Regions from separate parts of the Homo sapiens genome. Here region 1 is linked to region 2. Evidence: chromatin loops called from intact Hi-C (ENCODE). Cell type or tissue: MCF 10A. All regions are shown on one strand.

Region 1 (8,000 bases), 73 kb after region 2:
TTTGTTCCTTTCTTTTCTTTTGGCTTAACATGTTATAGAGCTCATTCCTTATGCATATAGAGCTACCTCTTTTGTGTTAATGGTGGCATGGTATTTCATCATCGGAGTCAATACTGCTGTTTGCACAACTCTAGGCAGTACCTTTCACATGGTATTCAATGAGGCCCTGGATAGATGCACTATATTTAACCAGCTCTCTATTAAAAAAATTTTACTGTGGTAAAATACACACAGCATAAAATTTACCATATCGTATTAGTCCATTTTCGCATTGCTATAAAGAAGTACCTGAGACTGGGTTACTTATAAAGAAAAGAGGTTTAATTGGCTCCTGGTTCTGCAGGCTGTACAGGAAGCATGGCTGGGGAGACCTCAGGAAACTTACAATCATCGCAGCAGGTAAAGAGGAAGGAGGTACGTCTTACGTGGCTGGAGCAGGAGGAAGAGAGTGAAGGGGGAGGTGTCACACACTTTTAAACAACCAGGTCTTGTGAGAACTCACTGTCACAAGAACAGCAAGGGGGGAATCCACCCCCGTGATCCAGTCACCTTCCACCAGGTCCCTCCTCAAACACTGGGGATTACAATTTGACATGAGATTTGGGCGGGGACACAAGTCCAAACCATATCACATATCAACCCTTTTTAGGTGTGCAGTTCAGTGATATTAAGTACATTCCCACTGTTGTGCAACCATCACCACTATTCATCCACAGAACTCTCATCCTATGAAATCAAAACTCTGTGCGCATTAAATACTAACTCCCCATGCCGCTCTTCCCTTGCCCAGCCCCTCCACAGAACTCTCATCCTATGAAATCAAAACTCTGTACGCATTAAATACTAACTCCCCATGCCGCTCTTCCCTTGCCCAGCCCCTCCACAGAACTCTCATCCTATAAAATCAAAACTCTGTACGCATTAAATACTAACTCCCCATGCCGCTCTTCCCTTGCCCAGCCCCTCCACAGAACTCTCATCCTATGAAATCAAAACTCTGTGCGCATTAAATACTAACTCCCCATGCCGCTCTTCCCTTGCCCAGCCCCTCCACAGAACTCTCATCCTATGAAATCAAAACTCTGTGCACATTAAATACTAACTCCCCATGCCGCTCTTCCCTTGCCCAGCCCCTCCACAGAACTCTCATCCTATAAAATCAAAACTCTGTACGCATTAAATACTAACTCCCCATGCCGCTCTTCCCTTGCCCAGCCCCTCCACAGAACTCTCATCCTATAAAATCAAAACTCTGTGCACATTAAATACTAACTCCCCATACCGCTCTTCCCTTGCCCAGCCCCTGGCAACCACTGTTCCTTCTGTCTCTATGATTTTGACTCCTCCAGTTATCTCATCCAAGTGGAATCACACAGTCCTTTCTTATTTCACTCGGCATTATGTCTTCAAGGTTCATGCCTCCTGCAATGTGTCTCAGACTTTTGTTCCTTTTGAAGGCTGAGTAATATTCATTGTCTGTATTTACCATGTTCTTTATCCATTCATTCATCCATGCATGCTCAGCTTGCTTCCACATTTTAGCTGTTGTGAATAACATTTCTATGAACATTGGTGTACAAATTTCTCTTTGAGATGCTGCTTTCCGTTCTTTCGGCTACAGACCCAGAAGTGAAACTGTTAGATCATATTGTAATTCAATTTTTAACTTTCTGAGGAACTGCTGTACTATTTTCCACACAGCGGCAACATCTTACATTCCCAGCATCACAAGAATTCCAATTTCTTCACATCCTTGCCAACACTTGCTATTGTCTGTTTTTTTTTTTAAATAGTAGCCCTCATAATGGGTAAGCAGTGGTATCTCGTAGTTTTGATTTGCATTTCCCTAATGATTAGTGAGTTAAACATCTTTTCCTGTGTTTGTTGGCCATCTTCTTTGGGGAAACATCTATTCAATCCTTTGCCCATTTTCAAATTGGGTTTTGTTGTTTGTTGTTGTTGTTGAGTTTCAGGAGTTCTCCATATATCCTGGATATTAATCCCATATCAGATATATTATTTACAAAATTTTCTTCCATTCTGTGACTTGTCTCTTTACTCCAACCAGTTCCCTATGAATGGACATTTAGCTTGTATGCTAGTCAGCTCCGGCTGCTGTTAACAGATATCACCAACTGGGGTGCTTAAACAACAGACATTGATTTTCTCACAGTTCTGGAGGCTGGAAGTCCAAGATCAAGGTGCCATCAGAGCTGTTTCCTGGTGAGAGCTCTCTTCCTGGCTCATAGGTGGCTGCCTTCTTGCTGTAGCCTCAAAGGCAGAGAGGGAACACTCTGGTGTCTCTCCCTATTTTTTTTTTTTTTTTTGAAACAGAGTCTGGCTCTGTCACCAGGCTGGAGTACAGTGGTGCGATCTTGGCTCACTGCGACCTCTGCCTCCCAGGTTCAAGCGATTCTCCTGCCTCAGCCTCCCAAGTAGCTGGGATTACAGGCATGTGCCACCACACCCAGCTAATTTTTGTTAGTAGAGATGGGGTTTCACCATGTTGGCCAGGATGGTCTCGATCTCTTGACCTTGTGATCTGCCCACCTAGGCCTCCCAAAGTGCTGGGATTACAGGTGCAAGCCACTGCACCCAGCATCTCTCCCTGTTTTTAAGAGGAAACCAGCCCTAGAGAATCAGGGCCACCTCCTTCTGATCTCATCTAACCCTGATTGCCTCCTAATAGCCCTATCTGCAAATACTGTCACACTGCAGGATTCAGGCTTCAACATATGGATTTAGAGAGGACACAATTCAGTGCATAGCAACTTGTTGCCATATTTGGCTATTGTCAAATAAAAACAATACGGAGGGCTGGGCGACCTGCACATTCAGTCCCTTAGAACCAGAAGCTTGAGCAGCCCAGAGGCCAGTGCAGACCCTGCTTGCCTGGCGCTTTGCTGTGACCTCTGCTTGACAATGCTTGCTGCCTTGGAGCTGACGGGCTCTCGTCCAGCTCAGCTGGGGCACAAAACCGTGTAGCTTTGTCTAATTAAGAGCCACAGATGAAGTGCACCTTGGATGTGTTTCTTATTATTTCGGATGAAAGGTTGGCCTCTCTAGAAATCACCCCCAAGATTACTGTGCCTCAAACCTCGCTTGTTCCAGCCGATAGGGAAATGACGTTTTAACGATCATGTTAAATGAAACTGTAAGCTTGACCTTATTAGCTGCCTCTTCTTAATTAGCTGCTTATGCAAGCATTCTTTCCCCCCTGTAGATACAAATCAACAATTTCCAAGCCATCTTTGAACCAACCCACTCTTCTGTCCCCTTGCCAATTCCCTAGCTCCAGGGTTAATAAACTTCACATATGCTCAAGAGCAATTGCGTTAAGAAATGTTGCTTCCACGTAATTACTAGCAAAGTGCAGCATCAGCAGCCATTCATCCCTCACACATGTGCAAATTTACTGCAGGGTACATTCCTAGGAGTGTGTGTCATGGAGGACGGCTTGGCAGCTAGCATTCTGTGTGCTCTCCTCGCTGTTCCTTCAAAGGCTGGAAGGTGAGCCACTGCTTTTCCCGCTTCCCTTGCCGCTAGAGTTCTAAATGTGAAATGGGTTATGCCCGGTGGTCAATGTTTAACAACCAGCTCTCAAAAAAAAACAAAAAAACAACACAAAACAAAAGCAACCCGGCTGTTAGTGCTTGCTGATTTCCATGGTGTAAATATATCCACTGTGGTCAATTTCAATCTTGCTATCCCCTGGTGTCCCTGGACCTGGAATTGGAATTGCCGTGCACCGTTGGCTGTCACTAGGCTGAGCCAGCTCCAGCACATCCATAGTCCTGCCAATTCTTCGCACACCACTATGATTCAGAGGCCAAGACTCTCCTCCTGCTGCTTTTGGCCGTTTCTGCTGGCGAGCAAAGTTGTGGTGGTTGTTTTTCCTGTGGCAGCGTTCCAGGGTCCATTCAGTCCCTTTGTGGGGTCAAGAGGCAGGTATGGTACAGCACTGGGAGCCTCCCGACCCCCACCTGGCTGAGTGGAGTCAGGCTAGCAGAGCCCAGCCGGCTGGTCCCCAGGCCTTTTTCCGGGCACCACGCCAATAGGCCTGGCCCATGCCTCTCAATAAAACGGTAAGCCCCTAATTTCCTGTCTAAACCCCTTTTTGCTTAAAATTGTTAGAGTGGTTTCTGTTTCCTGTAACTAAACCCTGGCTGATGTAAAGTGGAACCTGAAACTGCATTTTTTTTTTTTTAAAGCAGATGTACGTTTTCCTTAGGCTTGTCTCCTAATCTGTCTGTGCAGAAGGATTTTAATGCGTTGTGAGGCCTGGGAGGACAATAATGAGTAAATTGGCACTCATTAAGCTTTGTAAATCTGAGAACTCTGGAGACAAAGCATCTGAGTGAGCTGAGAAGGGTGAGACCCACTTCTAGGGTCTGTGAGGCCCTGTCCTCTTAGCACTCCTTCTGCCAGGCCCCGGCAAGGCTGTCTGTGTTCACCAGGCAGAGGCTAGGCTGTAGGATGCTGGCGTTAGTTAGGGAGAAACTGGATTTTCTTAGATCCACAGAATCAGACACAAGTCATGAGACTATGTCATTTAGTTTGCAACTCCAAATGCTTTTGAGGCTGAGTTAACTGTGGGACGTCTCTTTGGATTTACTCTCAGGCAGGGCTCCTCCCTGGGGAGCAAACTACTCCTGAGGTGAGATGGGGGAGAACAGATGTGTACCAGTGATCCCAGCAGCCTAGGGAGGAGGCCCGACTTGCAGAGGCATTCTTTCAGCTCATTAAAGAGCACCCTCTTTGATAAAGGCAATTACCTCTTGGGAAAGAAGCCTGTTAGCAGCCCTCAGAACCTGGGTGTGAATGAATTTCCAGGTTCTTTCCAAGCTGAGAGCAGGTAGGTACTGCGAGGATGAGGCACAGCCTGGGTAAGTCTGGCAGCCGGAACTGTGGGGAGTAGACCCACCCACGGTCACTAATAAGAGGGGCTAGTCGGGACTGTGCCCTGAGAAGTGGGAGCTGAGCCCTGCAGAACCAGCTTCTAGGCTCTGTCCCCTCCTGCTGGCCCTTGGATAAGCCTCTCTGGGCCCCCTGCTTTCTCATCTGTCAAATGGGGATTATATTACCTAGCCTCATAATGTTCTCCTGCGGTGGGTAAAATGGAATCTTCAAAGCGCTAGGGAAATAGAAAGTGAGGGCGGGGTAGTGGGAGCTGTGGGCCTGGGTTCAGGCAGCGAGGTGACACACTGTCACTGAAGTCACAATAATAAAATCTACTAAGTCAGACGACTGGTGTTTTTGTTGCTGTTGTTTGTTTTTCTAATTACCAGGCATGATTAAATACTCCTGCCAGGGAAAATATTTTGTTGATCTAAATTCTAAACAATTGTGAGGGTTTATGTATATATATATATACTTCAAATCAACATGATTTTATTTATTATCCTTTGATAAGCTTTGTATTCCAAGTGAAAGTTAATTTCAGAACTCCCAGGTATAAAGTCGGTCCAGAAATGTGCTTTTCAAAAGTAAGTTGTGAGCCGTCTGAAGCCACTTTGGACATCATTCACGTCTCCAGTGCCCCAGGGTGCTGTGAATTCCTACATTTAAACAGCAGATTTGACGAAGCAACAATAGCACAGTGATCGGAAAGAGGAAGATTCGGAACTTAAGTTACTTCAATTCTGTATTCTGTGTGACCATTGAAGTCTTGTTTGTGTTTAACATTTAAAACAGTATAAGAGGCCAGGAGCGGTGGCTCATGCCTGCCGGTAATCCCAGCACTTTGGAAGGCCGAAGTGGGCGGATCACAAGGTCAGGAGTTCAAGACCAGCCAGACCAACATGGTGAAACCCTGTCTCTACTAAAAATACAAAAAATTAGCTGGGCGTGGTGGCAGCCGCCTGTAATCCCAGCTACTCGGGAGTCTGAGGCAGGAGAATCCCTTGAACTCAGGAGGCAGAGGTTGCAGTGAGCCGAGATCGCGCCACTGCACTCCAGCCTGGGTGACAGTGTGAGACTCAGTCTCAAAAACAAACTAACAACCCCAAAAAACAGTACAAGAGCACAAACTGCAAGGTGAGGGGACATTTTAGTTCATATATGAAATATTTTACTACATTGGAATGATATATTTAAAATTGGAAACATGTTCTTTTTAAATTATTAATTTAAAACTAAGGAACAAATCAAGAAAATTAAATATTAGAGAAAATATAGTAGTTGCCCAAGTTTTATCTTTTGCAGATGTTTTGTCTCATTTACTGAAATATAATTGATATACCATAAAATTCACTGTTTTAAAGTATACAATTCAGTGTTTGCTTTTTCTTTTTCCTTTAACCGTACTCACAAGGTTGTACAGCTTTCACTGCTATCTAATTCTAGAATATCTTTGTCACCTGAAAAATAAACCCCATACCACGAGCAGTCACTCTTCACTTCCCTCAGCCCTGGGCAGCCACTAGTCTATGTCTTCATGGATTTGCCTATTCTCAGAATTTAATAGAAGTGAAATCATATAATAGGTGACTTCTGCATTTGGTTTCTTTCCCTTAGCGTAATGTTTTCAAGGTTCTTCCATATTGTAGCATGTCAGAATTCCCTTCCTTTTGCTTTCCTTCCTGAATCATATTCCCTTGTATGGCTATACCAGATTTTCTTCTCCATTCGTCAGCTGCTAGGCATTTGGGTTATTGTCACCTTTTGGCCATTGTGAATCATGCTCCCATGAAGATTCATGTAGAAGATTTTGTGTGAATGGAGGTTTTCATTTTTCCTGGGCATAGACCTACGAGTGGAATTGCTGGTCATGTGGAAACTATGTTTAACGTTTTGAACAACCGCCAAGGGATTCGTCCTTTTGTGAGTGTATATCCAGTCCCAGCAATTTCTCCACATCCTCACTAACGCTTAGCTGCCCTTTAAAAATTAGAGTCATTCTAGTAGGTGTGAAATGGTCTCTCACTGCGGTTCCTTTTTTTTTTTTTTTTTTTCCCAGAGACAGAGTTCTGCTCTGTCACCCAGGCTGGTGTGCAGTGGTGCAATCTTGGCTCATTGCAATCCCCCCACTCCCAGGTTCAAGCGATTCTCCTGCCTCAACCTCCTGAGTAGCTTGGACTACAGGCACCTGCCACCACATTCAACTAATTTTTTTGTATTTTTTTGTAGAGATGGGCTCTCGCCATGTTGGCCAGGCTGGTCTCGAACTCCTGACCTCAAGTGATCTGCCCGCCTTGGCCTCCCAAAGTGCTGGGATTACAGGCATGAATCACTGCACCCAGCCTCTGTGGTTTTGATTTGCCTTTCCAATGACTTTTGATGTGATTATTGGCCATTTTTGTATGTCTTCTTTGGAGAAATGTCTATTCAATTCCTTCAGTCATTTTTGAATTGGGTTATTTTGTCTTTTTATTACTGAGTTTTAAGAATTCTTTATACATCCTAGAAGGAAGTCTTCATCAGATACATTATTTCCAAGTATTTTGTCTCATTATTTGTATCGTTCTTTCACTTTCTTGGTGGTTTGCTTTCTTTTGTTGCTGATGGTATCTAATCTAAAGAAACCATTGCCTAATCCAAGGTCAAGGAGATTGACGTCTGTTTGCTTCTGAGATGTTTTTAAGTTTTAGCTCTTACATTTAAGTCTTTGATCCATTTTGAGTAAATTTTTTAATGTCGTGTGAGACAGTAGTCCAAATCCATCCTTTTGTTTCAGCACCATTTTTTGAAAAGATGATTCTTTCCCCATCAACTTATCTTGACACACTTCTTGCAAATCAATTGACCATAGATGTAGCTACTTGAAGTTTTATTTCTGTTTTCCCTCAACTTCTTATTTTCAAAAATTTAAGTGGCAGGCCTTTGTTCTTCCCTCTTGTTACAGTTTGACATTCCTTCCTAAAAATCACTCTAAACTTTGTGACGGGTCCCAACTGTCCTCCTCACGTCCCCAGCACTTAGCTGGGGCAGTTGGCCTGGGGGCCTTGGTTCTCCTCCATGTGCCCCTCCGGCAGGCTGGCTCGGGCTTCTCACAGGGACCG
Region 2 (8,000 bases):
GGAATGCTGTGGTGTGACCTTGGCTCACTGCAACTTTCGGCTCCTGGGTTCAAGCAATTCTTGTGCCTCAGCCTCCTGAACAGCTGGGATTATAGGTGTGTGCCACCATCCCCAGCTAATTTTTTGTAGTTTTAGTAGAAATGGGGTTTCATTATGTCAGTCAGGCTGGTCTTGAACCCCTGTCCTCAAGTGATCTGCCTACCTTGGCCTCCCAAAGTGCTGGGATTACAGGTGTGAGCCACCATGCCCAGCTGGATGGTCATTTTTAACCACTGTTTTTTGGGGGGCAATTTTTATTTTGAAAAAATTTAACTTAATAGAAAACTCCTATAAGTCTTTCACCCAAATTCCCTGATTATTAATATTTACCACATCAGCTTTATCATTTTCTCTATAAGTGTACATTATTATTATTATTATTATTATTATTATTATTATTTGAGATGGAGTTTCGCTCTTACTGCCCAGTCTAGAGTGCAATGGCACGATCTCGACTCACTGCACCCTCCATCTCCCGGGTTCAAGTGATTCTCCTGCCTCACCCTCCCGAGTAGCTGGGATTACAGGTGCACGCCACCACGCCCAGCTAATTTTTGTATTTTTAGTAGAGATGGGGTTTCGCCATATTGGCCAGGCTAGTCTCGAACTCCTGACCTCAGCTGATCCACCCACCTCGGCCTCCTAAAATGCTGGGATTTACAGGTGTGAGCCACTGTGCCCGGCCTACATTAGTTTTTTCTGAACCATTTGGAAGTTGCAGATATAATGCTCTTTTTGCCCTTAAATCAGTATGTATTTCCTAAGAACAAGGTCATTCATTGACATAAACACAACGCAGTAATCAAAATCAGGGAAATTAACGTTGATACAGCACAGTTATGTAATCTACAGAGTTTAGTCATATTCTGTCAGTTGTCCCAGTAATGTCCTTCATAGCAAAATAAAGAACTTGAGGTGTTCCAGAGTGTAGTCTAGGGTCACATGCAGCATTTATATGGTATGTCTCTTTAAGTGCCCTTTAACCTTGACCTTGTCTTTGCTGTTCATGACCTTGACGTTGTTGAAAAGTACAGATGAGTTATTTTGTAGTTATTTGTCCTTCAGTCTGGGTTTATCTGATGTTTCCCCAGGCTACGTGATGTGTCCTCAGTGCCTCACATCAGGAGCACATGATTTCGGTGTATGATCCATACAGGCAGTGTTAACTTTGATCTCTTGCCACGATTCTCCTCTGTAAAAATCACTACTTTTGCCTTTGTTATTTAATAAATACCTTATAGGGAAATATTTTGAGGCCATGAGATATCCTATTCCTCCTGTAAGCATCATCCACTAATTTTTACTTGAGTTAATGATGAGTTAATCATCCACATGATTTTTACTTGAATTAATGATGTTTGTCAAATGATGATATTGTTGAGCAGCCGTATATGGGGGCTTTTGGTAATTCTTAGAAGAATTCTGTTTCTCCATTCTTAGAAGTAGTTTGAATGACTGTAGTTGTGGGAAGCCTTTGTATTGAAATTAGTGTGTCTCTTTTCCTCTATCCTCCTGCACACTTGGATGTGTGGCCTTGACCTGTGGAGTGGGCTGCCTAAAGGGAGAAGGTCCATGCCTGTCAGGACTGTGGACAGGGTCTACTGGCTGTGCTGTGGGCGCCCACGCTGCCTTTATACTCCCTCACCCCCCCTATTTCAGGGGTTTGTGGTTTCTGCAACCCAGTGCATTTCTACTTTAAAGCTTGGCTTTAGGTGCAATCAGTTGTTAATAAAATTGATTTGTGGTTGTTTTCTTGTTTGTTTACTTGAAAATAGCCGTTACTGAATCCCATTGTCACATTTTTATTTTTATATGCTAACCAGCACTAGTAATGTTTTTCTCTGGAAACAAGTAACCTCTCTATAGCAGTGCAGATTGGATTTTAAGAAATGTGGAATTTAGGTCTACATCCAGCATAAAACCCAAAGACCATGTTATACTCCCCAAATTATAGCTGGTTCATGATGGTAAAATATTTTTTTTCTTGTTTGATTACCATTACATAATGGCTTTTAAGTTATTAGTCCTCATTTTATAATCTTTTAGTCTTAACCACCTCTCCCAAAATCCCTAAATTTGCAAACTACTATTTATATGTTAGCCTTTTAAAGTTAAAAAAAATCCTAAATGAGAGTCACCTTATTCCATGTTTACCAGTGAGTGCTGCAAGGGGTCAGAAATGCCCTCCATCCTCCCCTGCAGCCTCTGCTGTGTCTGAGATCCCACTGCCCCTCCTGCAGAAATGCCCTCCATCCTCCCCTGCAGCCTCTGCTGTGTCTGAGATCCCACTGCCCCCCCTGCAGAAATGCCCTCCATCCTTCCCTGCAGCCTCTGCTGTGTCTGAGATCCCACTGCCCCTCCTGCAGAAATGCGCTCCATCCTTCCCTGCAGCCTCTGCTGTGTCTGAGATCCCACTGCCCCTCCTGCAGAAATGCCCTCCATCCTCCCCTGCAGCCTCTGCTGTGTCTGAGATCCCACTGCCCCTCCTGCAGAAATGCCCTCCATCCTCCCCTGCAGCCTCTGCTGTGTCTGAGATCCCACTGCCCCCCCTGCAGAAATGCCCTCCATCCTCCCCTGCAGCCTCTGCTGTGTCTGAGATCCCACTGCCCCTCCTGCAGAAATGCCCTCCATCCTCCCCTGCAGCCTCTGCTGTGTCTGAGATCCCACTGCCCCCCCTGCAGAAATGCCCTCCATCCTTCCCTGCAGCCTCTGCTGTGTCTGACATCCCACTGCCCCTCCTGCTGCTTCCACCCTGGCAAGCTTGATAGGACCAGAGCTTGTCATCAGCAGCTTCTGAAATTGCTAAAGCTCATGGAATGCAGTCTGTCCCATAATTTAGCCCCGATTGAAAGCTGAAGTGTGTTGAGGGCTGAGGGTTGTCCTCCTTAGCTGCTGTAGTGGGCCCTTCCCTGGCTGGCTTGCTGCTGGCCTGAGATTCCTTCTAACCCCCTCCTGGACACCTACTGGGAGAACATGAAGGCAGCCTCCAGTTCTCTTTGAACACAGTTCAGGAAAGGTGGAAGGTAACAGCCTTCCTTTCCATCTGGTTAGGCTGATCTCTCTAAGAAACACTGGCTGGAATGAAAGAAGGGCAGCCCCTACCAGCCCAGGGCCACCAGAGCTGCCAGGGAACGCCTGTCTGTGTTTCTTCCCTGCTGCTGGTACTTGCAACCTCTGTCATCCTGCCATCCAGTGACTCACAGCTGCAGCCCTAGCTAAGATTTAACTCCTCTTGGAGTCTTCCTGCCTCCTCTCCTCCCACCCCACTGCCCAACCGCCTGCTGGAAAGGCAGCCCTGCCGCTCCACCAATCAGATGGGTCAGACCAGCCCCAGAAGGATGGGAAGGAGTTAGGCTGGGCGGGCTCATTGGCTTCCTCCTTGTTCTTAGGCATCTTTCTCATGTGAGCCTTTCTCTTCTGCTCACTCGTCCCCACCTTGTTCTATAGGACGTTTGGTGGTTCCTCCTGCCAGGATGCCTTAACGTTGATATTCACGGAAGGCTGAGGGTCGGGGGAGTAATAGGCAACTCCTTCTTTAACCACCAGCCTCATTATTCATTATTTTCTTTATGTAGTGGATTTTTGCCAGACATGCATTACAATCTCAGATGATTCTACTCTATACCCATTTGTGGGGAATCACTGTTCTCTAAGAGGAATTAAAGGAGATTTCACATTCTCTCTCTGGCTTGCCCCGCCACCCCCGACCACCTCCCCCCGCACCGCCCCCACCTATAGACACACTCTGGGTTGCCCTGGGAGGGCAGTGGGCAGTGGGATATTGGATATTGTGTTTCAGAAGGTGTACAGGCTCCCACAGACCCTGGCTCAGGCAGGGAAGGGGGACAGGATTTACCCAGGGTGGCTGACTTCGCACACATGGCGAGGGAGAACCTCCTGCCTCATCCACAGAACTGTGGCCTGGCAACATGAGACCTGGCAGAGGGAGGAGGGGTGGCTGGAATGTGAGGAGACCTAAGGGGTATGCAGAGCAGTTGGGGTGGGTCGAATTATTCCCAGCAAGCAACATGACCAGGGTTCCATATTGAAAGACCACCCCGACAGGTTCAGAGCAAGGTGAGGCTGGGGCAGAGGAGACCTAAGAGATTTCTGCAACAGCCAGGTAAGAAATGAAGAGAATCATAGCTGAGAGGCTTGCTTGCGGGCTGCAGAAGAGTGGGTACATCGGAGAGACTCGGGAGCTGCATCTGGAAGAGTCTGGTCCCTGACCCATCTGGGGGTGCAGGGGCTGGCAGGTGTTCTTAGTCAGTGCATCTTTCATGGTACTTAAGAACAGTTCTTGAACAATTCTCCTAACCTTGTTTGTACTGTTAGTTTGCCCTGAATTGTAACCCCAGAAAAGACTTTTGTGACTTTTCTGGTCCAAACCAGGCAGGAGACAAACTGGGACCAAATTAGTCAGGAGACTTGCTCGAGGACACAGCCTGTGAGAAGCAGGCCAGGCTCCAGCCCGTGTCTTCTTCGCGTTGTGTTTACCCGTCATGTGAAATGCAGTAGGACTGCAAACCTGAATAATTTTGTCGATAGATGGCATTTTTGCGTAAAGGCGTCTCTTATTTTTTACGTGGATACTCTTTAAAATGAAAATCAAAAAAGTTATTCTGGAAGTAAACTGGCTCATGAAATGACAACATATGGTGACAGCATTTCGTCTTATTCAACCTAGAATGTCATCTTAGTTCCCGGATGATAAGGGATATTTGGAATGAGGTATTTATTTTATGTTGTAGAATATTGGATAACTGCCACAGTACCGGGCATATAGTGAGTATTCACAAAACATTGGTTGCGTGAAACGAATTGTGTGAGTCACTTTTTCTTGTATCTTATTCAGAACGATGCTTCAGAGGGCTTTTGTGACTCACTTGTCTCCAGTTGCTGATGCAGCTGTAATGCTGTTAGACACAGGGATCAAATGAACATACGCTGCTGTTCGTGGTTTTGGGGGTTCTATTTTGGGGAGTGCTATGTCTGTTTTTAGTTTCTTGAAACTGCCTTTTATGCACAAAACCGAAGTAGACTGAATCTATAACTGCAGAGCCACACAGAATCTGGTGCGTCGTGTTTCCTGTCCAGCATTGCCACTTCCAGGTTTTTCATCTAACTTGAATAAAACATGTTTATTTTTTACAGAATTTCCACAAAATTTTATTTTTGAAGTTGCTTTTCAGAAAATCTGTTTTTAACTGGTAAAATACATGTCACATCTAAATACACAGTTCAGTCATTTAAGTATGTAAGTTGCGCAACCAGTCTCCAGAACTGTTTCATCTGAAATGATGTGTTTTTTGTTTGTTCGTTTGTTTGTTTTTGAGACGGAGTCTCACCCTGCCGCCCAGGCTGGAGTGCAGTAGCACAATCTCGGCTCACTGCAACTTCCGCCTCCTGGGTTCAAGCGATTCTCCTGCCTCAGTCTCCTGAGTAGCTGGAACTACAGGCGCGTGCTACCACGCCCGGCTAATTTTTTGTATTTTTAGTAGAGACGGAGTTTCACCATGTTAGCCAGGATGGTCTCCATCTCCTGACCTCATGATCCACCCACCTCGGCCTCCCAAAGTGCAGGGATTACAGGCATGAGCCACTGCGCCCGGCCGCAGTGATGTTTTTTGAAGGAGTTCTGTTAGAATTGAAAAGGTAGGAAGCTGGAGGCGCAGTGTCCACAAATGTAACAGAGTGTCTTGGTGTCAGGAAAACACAGCAGGGCACAGGTCAGGCATGTGGTTTGGGCAGCAGCAGTGGGAGCAGGGAGCAGCTCAGTGGTAGATGGGAAGGCAAACTGCTTAGGAGGATGCCACACTTAGGAATGAGTTTCTTTAGGCGAAGTCTGCACGTGCCTGGTTTACCTCCAGTAAGTGGGGCTCCAGCATAAAGGTGAAGGCTCTGGATCACAGCCAGCAGACTCTTTGTGCTGTGTAAAGGGTTGGCGGGTAAATGTTTTAGGGTTTTTGCAGGCCGTGGGATCTCGCTCCCAGCTGCTCAGCTTAGCCACTGTAATGCAAAAACAGCTGTAGACAGTAACAAAAGTGAGTGTAACTGTGTCCCAGTAGAAGTTTTAATGGGGGATTTTGGCCAGTGGGCCGTAGTGTGCCGACCCCTGCCCTGAGTTACAGATGTAAGTGTTTCTGTTTTGGGCCTGGTACTACGACTGCTGTTTCCTCTCAAGTTATCCAGTTTTTGAAAGTACGCTTTCTCCGCAGTGAGATGGGAGCAGTACCTGTAAAACCTGTGCCTGGCATGCGATGACATGAGATAATCTGTAAAATGCCACTCGGAAAGTAGAAGTTACTGATGTGTTTTTTGTGAGCGGTGACTCTGAAAACTGGCTTTTAAATCATAGTTCGTTCATGGGTTCCCGTGTTTAATGTAGTAGCCAACTTAAGACTTACGAGAGGGCCAAACCACCGTCACAGACACCCGAGAGGACGCAGCAGAGACAGATGTTAATTTCTCTGTCCAGTAACGGGATGGCTTTTCCAGGATTTCGGGGGACTGTGTTCCTTGTCATTGAGGGGTCCAGGGTCTTCCATTTTGCTTTACTGCCGTCTCCTGTGGCATTGTCCTTCACCGGTCAGTAGCGTGGCTGCTGTGCTTAGGTGACAGACAGCTGCAGGAGAGGAAAGAGCCTGGAGACACAGAGCTCAGAGCCAGGTCTTAAGCACAAGCCAAAAGGGGAGCGGGTCTCTCACTCACACTCTGCTTGGGGGGGTCTTGGTTCACACCTAACTGGACAGAAGGCCCGATAGCCGGAGTCAGACCACAGTCTGTCACCACAGGGGAAGGGGGACAGATACATTGGCGATGAGGTCGCAGTCTGTGCGACGTGACGGAAACAAATCCTTACATCCCAAAGTGAGTCCCCAGCAGGCTTTCCTCTCTTTGGTGGACTGGGTTTTTGTTTCTCAGGTTTCAGATATAAGGCGTCCAAATACCACTCGCGGAATTCTTAGCGTATACCAAGGTCAGATGTTTAAGAAATGCTATTGCACAATGTAGTTTAATTGACTTTTAGGTTTAAAAGCTCCTAATTTGAGATTCAAATAGGCTTCTAACAAGTATTTCCATTCGTAAGAATCCTGGCTTCTTAGGAATCGGTCACCTGTATTTGTAGTTTTGGTTTTGCTGTATAGTAATTTAACATTATATACATTTATAGCTTTACATTATATAAGGAATTTATCATTTAACATTATAAATTGTTTATAATTTAACATTATATAAATGCCGTAATTTGGGGTGTCCTTAGATATTTGCCCTGAATTTGTCTCTCCTAGAAAATCATTCTGGCTGTAATCGTAGATACAAGGACTTGGGAATCTTCTCAGAGTATAAACCAGCAGATCAGTCCAGATGGAAACGTTTCCCTTAGGGTTCCTTCCTTTAAATTTGTGTTATATGGCTTTTAGTTCTTCCTCTGCCATAACAGGTGAGCTTGGGAATACATTTGTGATTAAACTTACATTTGGGCAGGTATGGAAGTGTCTTGTGATTAGTTACCAAAGCTTAACGTGACCTTTAAATAAGGAACATAATTAATGGGCTTCCAGTCAAATATATCAATAATTTGAGGGAAGAATCTTAAATTGCCAGGCATTGCCTCTCCCCACTCCTTCCACCCGTTGGGGCTGGCCTTGAACTCCTGGGCTCAAGTGATCCTCCTGCCTCAGCCTCCTGAGTAGCTTGGACTACAGGCATGTACCACCGCACCTGGCCGGAAAATCTCAAATTGCATAATGCCACTTTCTTTGGGAAGAAATCAAGCAAAATTTGTGATTCTTGAGTATCTGTATAGATGTATACTTGTGAAGTAGGTAAACAAAGAATAAAAGAATTAAGACTAAACATGCTTTGCCCCTTTTTGTTCTAGGAATGTACCAGTAGTTCACTGAATTGCTGGGGTCACATACAGCCAATGTGGTATATTGAAGGGTTTTTTTAAAATT

Evidence for each region. Hi-C counts contacts between places; a loop is a spot of excess contacts. Peaks named below come from ENCODE experiments on the same cell type or tissue, not always from the same donor. Only the 100,000 strongest peaks of a DNase experiment are listed, where the experiment ranks them.
Region 1: a loop joins it to region 2, with 2.9 times the contacts of the local background. A loop is called at or near these places in 10 of 110 quality-filtered maps.

The regions. Positions count from the first base shown.
Region 1 is chr15:101,123,809-101,131,808 of GRCh38, reverse strand. All of the region lies in intron 1 of LRRK1-AS1 (LRRK1 antisense RNA 1), which reads left to right. Among named protein-coding and RNA genes, the nearest start is that of LRRK1-AS1, 24 kb to the left of the region's middle. RefSeq lists silencers at 363-562, 4,904-4,953 and enhancers at 3,784-3,953, 4,164-4,273, 4,564-4,613. In MCF 10A, no CTCF peak of the experiment used is centred here; DNase peaks (open chromatin) are centred at 3,388 and 3,858.
Region 2 is chr15:101,196,875-101,204,874 of GRCh38, reverse strand. All of the region lies in intron 2 of CHSY1 (chondroitin sulfate synthase 1), which reads left to right. Among named protein-coding and RNA genes, the nearest start is that of LRRK1-AS1, 49 kb to the right of the region's middle. RefSeq lists a silencer at 6,377-6,671. In MCF 10A, no CTCF peak of the experiment used is centred here; DNase peaks (open chromatin) are centred at 3,294 and 4,884.